Linked DNA regions of Homo sapiens: all the other regions are linked to region 1. Evidence: chromatin contacts called from ENCODE Hi-C data. All regions are on one chromosome and are shown on one strand. The core of a region is the stretch at or near the end of the contact, and the rest is flanking DNA. Distances in the headings are between cores, read along the strand shown.

Region 1 (3,132 bases), core at 246-2,745:
CCTCTATGAAACACTTTCTTCATGAGGCTTCTTAACACCACACTCATCTCCTTTTCCTCCTACCTGTTTATTAGAGAACTTTTTGCACGTTAAGAGCCCCGAACCTCATCAACCATCATGATTGAGTGTGAACCACTGACACAGCAGGGGCGACCTAAAACAAGCTGAACATCAAAAAATTGACTGTAATGGATGAAAACAATCAAATGTATAAAAAGCCATGAGTTCATAATGATACTTTAAATAATCTCACTGGTCGTCTAAAGGTTGCTAAGGCACCAACTCATAGTATGCTAACTGATAAATGAAAGAAATCAAGCATCAATACTGCCATTTCTTTACAGACTCATTTCAGGGGAATCAAAGCTGATGAGGGAAAGTTCTATATGGAACAATCACAGACAATATATACAGGAAGAATAACAGAAATGGATAATTAATCCTTAATGAAAAAATAGCTATCAGCAATGATCAATGGCTGCTAAAACAATTAGGTGAAAGTTTGATGAAGACCATTATATTGGATGAATCAGGCTGACAAATGCTGAAACCACTGATCCATCTTAACAGCATTAAAAGTGGGACAGACATTATATGCCTCATGTGATGCCACAGGAAGCACACCACTTTATAATACAGGCTTGCAAAAAAAAAATCTTGAATCCGAATATAAACAAGTTCTAAATCTAATTACCAGTTTACATGAAATACAGAGGAGAGAGGATCAAGCAACACCCTGAGGATACAATAGGCCAGGTTCAAAATGTGGGAAAGCCTACAGAACAAATAAGTCAGTTTCTTTAACAAATGAATCATGGGGGAAAAAAAGTGTCCATGTATATGTGTAGGGGGTGTAAGGAGTGTGCCATTAATTAATTAAAATAAAAGACATTAACCTAATGCAATATTCGGACTTTTGAGGCCATGAGGAAACAACACAGAAGGGTCTTAGAGGATATTAAGGAATCATTGTCACTTGTGTTAGGTATGATGATGACATTGTGGTTGTGCTGAGGTGATGTATCTGTTAGAAATATATACTGAAGAATTTAGAAGTGACACGATACAATTGCTAGGCTTTGCTTGAAAACACACCAGCAAGAAGAACACCCCCACAAAGAAGCTGAGGGCTGACAAAAACAGAATGCTGCTAGTCATGGAAGCCGGGTGATGGATGCACGAGAAGTCATTTTACTATCTCTACTTTGTCATATGTTTGAAAAAATATAAATAAAATCTGAGAAAGATACAAATATCAGACTAACCTAGTCCCTTGAGTAGGCTGGGAAAGGGTCTTATGTCAAAAGAAGAAACATTTTTTCAAACTCATAGAGCCAGAGGATCCTTAAGAAGTCACTTTAATCCAGCTTATCAACTCTGAGCATATTAACAAATATTTATGAAATACCTATTTTGTGCCTGGCACAGCAATAAACAAGACAGACGCACACCCACATGAAGGTTTCAAGTTAGACCACATCTAAGGCATCCAGCCTCTTGAAATCCTTTCTGAATAGGACAAGGAATAGCAAATTAATAACGACAACACACTCATGCAGTGCTCTGCCAAGCACTTTACATGTATGATCACCTTCAATCCCCGTAACAGCCCTATCATGTAGGTAGGTAGGCAGCAGTATCATCTCCCTTTTACATGTAGTTGTATGTAATTTTAAATGAGGCATAGAGCAGTTAAGTGACTTGCTCAAGGTCATCTACCTAGTAAGTAGTATAGGTGAGATCTGAACCCAGGCAATCTGGCTCAAGGGCTTTCGAGCCTATACTCTGAGCCACCGCACTATGAATTCCAAGCCACTCTGGCTGGAGTTAGCTCAATTTAAGTACCAAAAAGATCTGGACAGGCCTGGCAGGCAAGAGCAAGAGGACATTCTCGGCTAGACCTGAAAATGTTCTTCAGCACTTAGCACCAGAATAATGGCACTGAAAGGATGAACACTCCAGGCAAAGGTGATGACCTGGCCCATCTCAGCAATTCTGCCAATACTGAGTCAGCAACAGGGTGGCAGGCATAGCTGGGCAGGACAGATGACCCTTGCTCTCTGACAGTAGCAGGCACACAGCCAGCCGTGGTGCTGGCTAAACCGAGACAGTGGGCGACACCTCCCTATCTTCCCATCCCATGCTGCACTGGAGATGCTCACTTTGCACCTCCACTCCTAATGCAGAGAGGTCTGGGTTAGGTACTTTCCGCATACCTTTAGGTGTCCTCCCCCGCAGACTGCCTTCACCAGTTAGTAGACGTGCCCCTTGATAATCCCACATCCTTGCATCTCATCATGCTCCTATGCCCTCAGCCTGGGCACTTTGGGGCCAACTGGTAAGTCAGGGCTCCTTGTAGTGATCCAGAGCTTCACATATTCCCTTCACCTCTGAGGTACTAATGACCATTTCCTTGAATGGATTATGATATTCCCATCAGGTCAGTAGCTCCTCCCTTCCTCCCCAAATTCAAATCTGGGATCAAAATAGTTGACAAATGATCTCTGCTTAAAACTTGACAAAACTCAAAACTGGGCAGAAGCTAGAGTCACCTTCAGGTCCCATGAATCATATCTGTTCAAGCCCACAAGTCCCTGGGAGGCCTGCAACAACAAAGATAAGAAAGGGTAACCTGTCTTCTCTCATCCGCTCCAGAACAGAATCTCAACTGGAGCTCCTAGGTCTCCAGCACTTATCTGTCCTTCTTCCCAGGCTCCCTTCACCCTCCTGTGATCTCTATGCAGGCAACCTTGGGCCCAGGACTACTTGTCATAAAAGGAATGGCCTGGCCTCAGTCAGGACTTCTTTTGGATTTTTAAAAATCTAAACAAAGAACTACAATCTGCTTTCTAGCAGTTTCATCAGAGCAGCTTTGGGATGAGGCTCCACCATTCTTTCTATCCACTCTAGGGGACTGCCTCCCAATCTCAGACTTAGCAAGGAGTTAAAACATTAGTTGCTTTCTTTCAGTCATTCAACAACTATATGTTAAGGAGCTGCTGGTGCCAAGAACAATTCTGGCAAATGAGTGAAATAAAAAGTAGAAAAGCAGGATTTAGAAACAGCTCTCTACCCCCTAATCAATGCTAAGCACATTTCCATAGCAAGCCAGCCCAGGCACTGAAGGCAGAT
Region 2 (3,132 bases), core at 420-2,919, 2.1 Mb before region 1:
TCAATAACCATGGATGAGGGGAAAAAAGCAGCATGAATACATGCTGTATTCTCCTTTATTTAGAAAAAGCACACAAAAATACAGCAGAGTTGATGTGTTTGTCACCAGGGCTTGAAAGTCGAATCAACCACTGTGTAAAAGATAAAATAAGACTGCACGGATATCAGGATTTTCCCAGCGTGCTTTATTCATAGCCATCTGACACAACAGGACCTAACAGAGCTTTTAGGAAAAACTGAATTCTCAGCCCACAATCACTTTCCAGGAACTTCCCTGCAAACAGTGCTGTGCGCTGGCAGGATGGAAATCTTAGCAATCTCCCTCCTGCTTCCATAGTTTCCTCCTCTCTAAATAAAATTATTTATGGGGACTTAATGAGAGAGCAAGCCTTGTGTGAAAGGAATTCAAGAAAGTGCGGCTTCTAAAAATACACCTAGGCAGCTCTACAGTCCTTATTGTTACAACCTGACGTTTTGCAGTTCATGCCATGAACCTAACTACACTTCTTGCCAAATACACACAAGCGTACAAAGAAGAGGAAAAGTAAAAACTATGTTACTATGTTTTATCTTTCTGCAATCCCTTTGAGTAAACAGTAGTAATTTTCTGTTGACATACTCAATGCAAATTTCCCAAAGGCTACACAATACAAAACAAAAGACCTGTTAGCTTCCTCAGAGCTGGGGGGAGGAGAGGCAGGGGGAGAGAAATAAAGTTGATGGAGCTCCAGTTTCTCCTAAGCCTGCAGTCCTGAGCCTCCAGTCACCCTAGTCTTTTTGTAGAGATTTTTTGAGTTTCAGTCTCCACTTGGGAAGGTTCCTTGGCCCCTTCTCTCCCAATGTCAATAAAACCCTCATCTCTCCCGCTTTGCCCCCAGCTTTTTGGGGAAATTGGACCTTGCCTAGGCGTCTTGTTCCAGTGGGTTGAAAAGTACAGCTGGTGATGTGAGGATAAATATTTAAACTAATGGGCTGGGTCACAGCGTGGGGGTCTTCAAGAGAGGGCCTCCTCCTCCTTCCGCCACGTGCTCCTCACTTGGGGTGCAGGGCTCCTGGACAAGGGGCTAAGACGGACGAGGGTGGGATGAAGGGAGATGGACAGACCAGACTGTAAGTGAAGGAGGCCCTCTAGGAAACATCGTCTCGACCGAACATTGACGGAGAAAAAAAAAATGGCCCAAATGCCCCTAGTGGGGAAGCATACACCCCACGCAGGCTGGGTTGGGGTGGGGGTGCTTCGCGGCCTCTCACCTGACTTCCTCCTCCGCCTGCACACACACTACAGTAACCCCCTCTACTCACCCCCCAAAACCCAGCCAAACAACAAGCAACAAGAGGAAGCCGCAGGCGACAAGAGGAGGAGTGCGCGTGTTGGGGGCCCCCGGAGAGGTGAGGGGGCAGGGTTGGCGGGCGACGAGAACCGCGCCGCGCACCCCAAGCGCACCCCCAAGCGCCCACACTTACCCCTCGAGGCTGAGGGTCCTGTCTTCCGCGCCAACCCCCGTGTGCGCCCCCTGGCCCGCCCTCGCCCCTCCGGCCCGCCGCCCCCCACACCCCGGCCGGCGCGCTGGGAGGGAGCCCGGGAGCGGTGCGCAGCAGCGGCGGCGGCGGCGGCGGCTCGGGCTCGGCTCGGCTCGGGCTTCAGTGCGCCTAGTGTCGCCAGCGGCCGCCGAGGCTCCCACCGCCAGGGGGAGAAGCCGGGCGGGCGCTGGGGAGGCGGGCCGGGCCCTGGCCGCCCCGCTGGCCAGCCCGCGCCGCACAAGCTCCGAAGCGGCGGCTACGCGGGGTCCGCCGAGCCCCCGGGCGCAGCGTGCCCGGTCCGAAGCGCCACGTCTGGATGCGCGTCCCGGGTGGCTGCGGGCTCCCGCGGGGGACGCCCCGGCCGCTCCGGTGCGCCTCCAGACTGCAGGCGCCGCGACCGACGAGACGAGAGCAGCTCCCGCCGGCCCCTTCCCCCTCCCGCCCCCGCCGCCGCCCCCTCCCCCTTCTCCCCCCCCCGCCCGTTAACATCTCCTCCCTCCCCCTCCTTCTCTTCCTTCCCTTGGCCCCGCGCGCTCGCTCGCTCGCTCCTCGCCTCGCTCTCCCCTTTAAACGCCCACTTCGTATGGGGAAAGAGGACAACTTGAAGTCAAGTTGCAATTAACTTCCGCGGCAGCCGCAGCTCCGGCGGCGGCGGCGGCGGCAGGAGAGGCAGAAGCCGCCGCCTCGGAAGTCCGACGCCGGCGCGCCCGCCCGGGGAGCCGTTCTTGGTTTCAGGCCCGCACTCGACAGCCACCGCCGCCCCCAACGTCCATGCCTGAGTGAGTTCTGCTCTTTTGCCTCCCTTTTCCCCTTGCTACTCTTGCTGTTTTATCTCTGTCCCTCTTTTTCCGGAATCAATCCAAACTTCTCCGTAGCACCCACTCCTCGTCCCCTATTGGGGCGGCTGGGCTCCCCTCTCGTGGGCGCAGGGCTTCAACGGTCTTCCGAGCCCCTTTTCTCACGCAGACGGACCTTGGAGGGGTGGGCTGGTAGAGTAGGGGAGAGCGGTCGGGATGGGGGATTTGAAGATGCCATTCGTTTTCTGTCTGGGTGTGGACACACCACCACACCTGCCCAATAGACCCTGGCTGAACAAACTCCTTCAGGTCACCGGTATGGCCCCTTTTAGAAAAGGAAAGGGGAGTGGAAAAGACCGAAGGAAGCAAATGGGGAAAAGGGGAGCCTCTCGGTGCGTTCTGGAGCCGGGCGGGCAGTAAGGTGCCTGGAGGAGTGGGCTGCGGGAGTGGTAATGTTCCCCCACCGGATCGCGAGTCTGCTCAGCATCCTTTCCCGGTCCATCTCCGCCTCCCTCCGCTCCCTGCCTGCGCGGCTGATTGTAAGCATCGGCGAAGAGGGGCCTGGGAAGTTTGTGGCAACTTCTGCATCCCGGGAGCTACTCGGGCGCCGGGGCGCTCAAGTTGGAGCCCGGAGTTTGAAAGCCGCGGCACTCCTCATTTCGAGCCCTCGCTGGCTGTAGCGAGGCCGGTCCTGGAGAGGCTGCTGGCGTGAATGTGGGTTTGGAGTTGGGCAAGAGGCAGAAGAAAGGGCCGTCCTCTTAGCAGGGGCCGGGACATCACAGGTGCAGCCTCGCAGTCCACACCGTGTTTCCCTC
Region 3 (3,132 bases), core at 331-2,830, 2.1 Mb before region 1:
TACTCTCCCCTAGGAGGCCATCATTTCCTACACTTTTCTGCTTTACCTTTTGGCTTTTCTTTAGATTTGTAATGTAAACAGTGTGCCTAAGAGTGTATTGGTGGCTTTACAGAGCTTAATTTGCAAATTTCCCTTTTATCTCAGTACTTGTGCTAACTTGTTGCTTTTTTATGTGTAACAAAATGTTTATCTGACTGATTTTTCTCTTTTCCCTACCAGCAAATTCTGAAAAATAATTCTTGTTTTTTGTTAATGATTAACTGCCTTCAGGGTGCTAAAATGGTAGAACTAAAACCTAAGCGATAAATGAGGCATTTCTATTTTGGGTTACATTGTAATATTCTTTATTTTTACATGAACTATATTTAATAGATTGTCTAAATAATAGGATCATACTTATGTGGTAATGACCATTTATCTAACTGGGTAACCTACCCTAGATTACAGCAGAAGTGTTTATTGCTACAACAGATGTATTTACCAACCCAAACTTTCCTCTTTTGCCTAGCGTAAATTATTTGAAGAATGATGGCATCTTTTCCTTTATAATAACAAGTCAGGTCTCTTTCAAGTGACCCAAATTTTGTTTAACTCGGCCACGTATTTCTTCTTCCAAAGTATTCTATGGCTCAGAAGTGAGGGCGATTTGAACCAACGTCTGACTAGTACAGAACGCTCTTACTCAGTTCTTTCTAATGTTGGCTCCTCATAGTTTAAGGACCACCCTCCTTAGAGGATAAACATTCCGAGCGTTTCGAGGCTCCTGGCCTTTATTGCTGTACACGTTTCTGCACCCTCCGCGCTTCCCCGGAGAGAACTGCCTTCCGTCTGTACCCCTCCAGCCACTTCCTGATGGCTCCCTACCTCATTCCTCAGCGCCTGTCACCTGCGTACCCGCGCCCTTCTCCCACGGGGCCGGTGCGTCTCCCTGTCCCCCCACCTCGCCTGTCCCTCTGCGACGCTCCAGGCGTACTCCTTTTTGTGGCTTTTGTGGCGTGTGGGTGGTTGGTTAGTTTTCTCCCCTGGCCCTCGCCCCCTCCTCCCCGTCATTTTCCTTCCCCCCGCCCCCCGTGCCCGTCCTGCCCGTCCTGCCCCTCCTCCCTCCCACTCACACACCTGCCCCTGCCGCCCGCGCGCCGCGCGCTCCCCTCCCCGCTCCGGCGGACGCTGCCAGGGAAGCCCCCTCTCCTCCTCCCCTCTGCGCCCTCCCTGGCGCGTCTGGCGGCGGCCGGCGCTAGCCCTCGCACAGCGCCCTGTTATTCTGGGTATTGTGTGTAATAAATGTCGGGCCGCCTCACTCTAATCAAGCTCATTACAAATTCTTGCGCGCCCGGGGCCGGAAATCGTGCGCTCCCCCCATTCCCTCACTCATTCACTAGTTACTTGTCTTTCGGCTTTTTAACTCGCCGCCCCCGCCCCCTCCCCCAATCCCGGCCCTCCAGCCCGGGTTTTAATCCCCATCCCTTTTCCGCCCGCTCCGTGCACCCTGCCCCCCCACGCCGCCTTCCTCCTCGGCTCCGCACCCCCTTCCTCCTCTCCTCCCCCCTCCTCCTCCTCCGCCGCCGCCGCCGCCGCCGCCACTTTCTCGCTCGCTCCCGTTCCCCGGACGCGGCGGATGAGCCGGCCCCGCTGGGGAAGGCTCCGGGCGGCGGCGGGCGGCCGGGAGGAGGCTGCGTGCTCGGGGCTGGGGCTGCGAGCGGGGTGATTTTGTATTAAAATGAGGAGGAGGAAGAAGAGGCACCCACAGCGGCAGCGGCGGCGGCGGCGGCAGCAGCAGCAGGAGCAGCGGCGGAGAGGGCTGCAGCCCGGGCGGACGCGCGGAGCCGAGCGGGGCACGGCGGCGGCAGCGACAGCGGCCGGGATGAGTCAACTAATAATTTAATGGGGGCAGAGACGGCAGCGAGGGGTAGAGCTAGCGAGGGAGAGAGCGAGAGAAGCAGCCCCGTCCGGGGACTCGCGCTCACACTCACGCACACACACAAACACACACACACCTCTCCCTGTGCCACCCAGCAACACCCGGCCTCGTCACAACAACAACAGCCGCGGCCGCCCTCTATCCTGCCCGGGGGCCCAGCCGAAAGCCAGGGCGACTCTAGAGGACGCTGCCCGCCCCCCTCTTTCATTTCGGGAAACTCCTGATCAGTTTTGTCGGGGTTTCTGGGTTTCTTTTCCCCCAAAGTCCTAGTGCCATTGTGGTGCTCGTTGTTTACCTCGGACTCTGGACGAGTGAGAGCTTGGCGACTTTTTGGGGGGAGGGGGCGGGGAGTTTGTCGCTGCCTAGGCGGTGGAGGTGGCTGGGGGTGCCTTCTGATCTTCCTCCTCCTCCCCCTCCCCCCGAACCTCTTCTCTCCTCACTTGCTGGGACCCCAGACGCTCACAGCCCCGCGTCAATGGGCAGGGAGAGGGTCCTTGCGGCTGTTGTCAGCGAGGGCAGAATCAAAAGTGGCATTTTAGTGCCTTTCCGGGGCTTTTCTCGCGACCCCCTGCCCCCCACCCTCGCTGTCCCCCGCTAGATGCCCTCGTTGGGGGTGCGAGGCTGTGGGGAAAAGTTTAAGGTTTGTTAATATTAGTCGCGATTGTTGGCGAGGGGGGTGGGGGTGATTGGAAGGGAGGCGAGGTGGCCTTCCCAATGCGCGTTATTCGGGGTTATTGAAGAATAATATTGCAAGTGACAGCCAGAAGTAGACTTTCTGTCCTCACACCGAAGAACCCGAGTGAGCAGGAGGGAGGGAGAGACGCGAAGAGACCTTTTTTCCTTTTTGGAGACCTTGTCCGCAGTGATTTTTTTTTTTTTAAGAGAATCCTCAGTCACCACGTCGTTTCCCCAGCACCATCACAGTGTACAGCTCATAACGGGTTTTGCTTTGTTTTTACGATTTCCCCCCAACGAATCACTTGTCAGATCAATTTTATCTTCTTCCTCCTCCCTGCTTCCCACTCTCCCCTCCTCCCCATCGCAAACCCTGTTCTCTGAGGTTAGACATTTTACAAACCCCTATATGTTGGTTTTCGAATTGTGATTTTTTTTTTAAACCCCTTTCTCATGGCTACTCTTCTAGACGTTTATTTCTGCCCTTCCCCCGCTTAGGGGGGCGGGGGTAGGGGAAAGGAAAATAATACAATTTCAGG

What was found. A loop is a pair of places that touch in the nucleus more often than their neighbours do. Pooled maps may share reads with other maps.
Region 2: a loop to region 1 is called in a map of CD8-positive, alpha-beta T cell, with 4 times the contacts of the local background. The contact joins the promoter of SATB1-AS1 here to the enhancer-like site in region 1. A Hi-C loop is called at or near these places in 3 of 168 maps with a recorded cell type or tissue (CD4-positive, alpha-beta memory T cell and CD8-positive, alpha-beta T cell) and 8 of 50 pooled maps.
Region 3: a map of naive thymus-derived CD4-positive, alpha-beta T cell shows a loop between it and region 1 (5-fold over the local background). The contact joins the promoter of SATB1 here to the enhancer-like site in region 1. A Hi-C loop is called at or near these places in 5 of 168 maps with a recorded cell type or tissue (CD4-positive, alpha-beta T cell, CD8-positive, alpha-beta T cell and naive thymus-derived CD4-positive, alpha-beta T cell) and 8 of 50 pooled maps.

What each region holds. Positions count from the first base shown.
Region 1 is chr3:16,304,298-16,307,429 of GRCh38, reverse strand. It overlaps OXNAD1 (oxidoreductase NAD binding domain containing 1), which reads right to left. Exons shown (of 9, transcript NM_138381.5): 9 at 1,343-3,132. Among named protein-coding and RNA genes, the nearest start is that of OXNAD1, 41 kb to the right of the region's middle. Within about 2 kb of position 1,495, at least 4 of the 41 ENCODE cell types and tissues checked have a DNase peak (open chromatin) inside an H3K27ac peak, as active enhancers do; they include CD4-positive, alpha-beta T cell and CD8-positive, alpha-beta T cell, where a contact is called at or near this core.
Region 2 is chr3:18,443,774-18,446,905 of GRCh38, reverse strand. It overlaps SATB1-AS1 (SATB1 antisense RNA 1), which reads right to left and starts at 1,669. Exons shown (of 7, transcript NR_125803.1): 1 at 1,464-1,669. It also overlaps a transcript of SATB1 not described here. RefSeq lists a silencer at 1,544-1,763.
Region 3 is chr3:18,423,787-18,426,918 of GRCh38, reverse strand. It overlaps SATB1 (SATB homeobox 1), which reads left to right and starts at 1,580. Exons shown (of 11, transcript NM_002971.6): 1 at 1,580-3,132.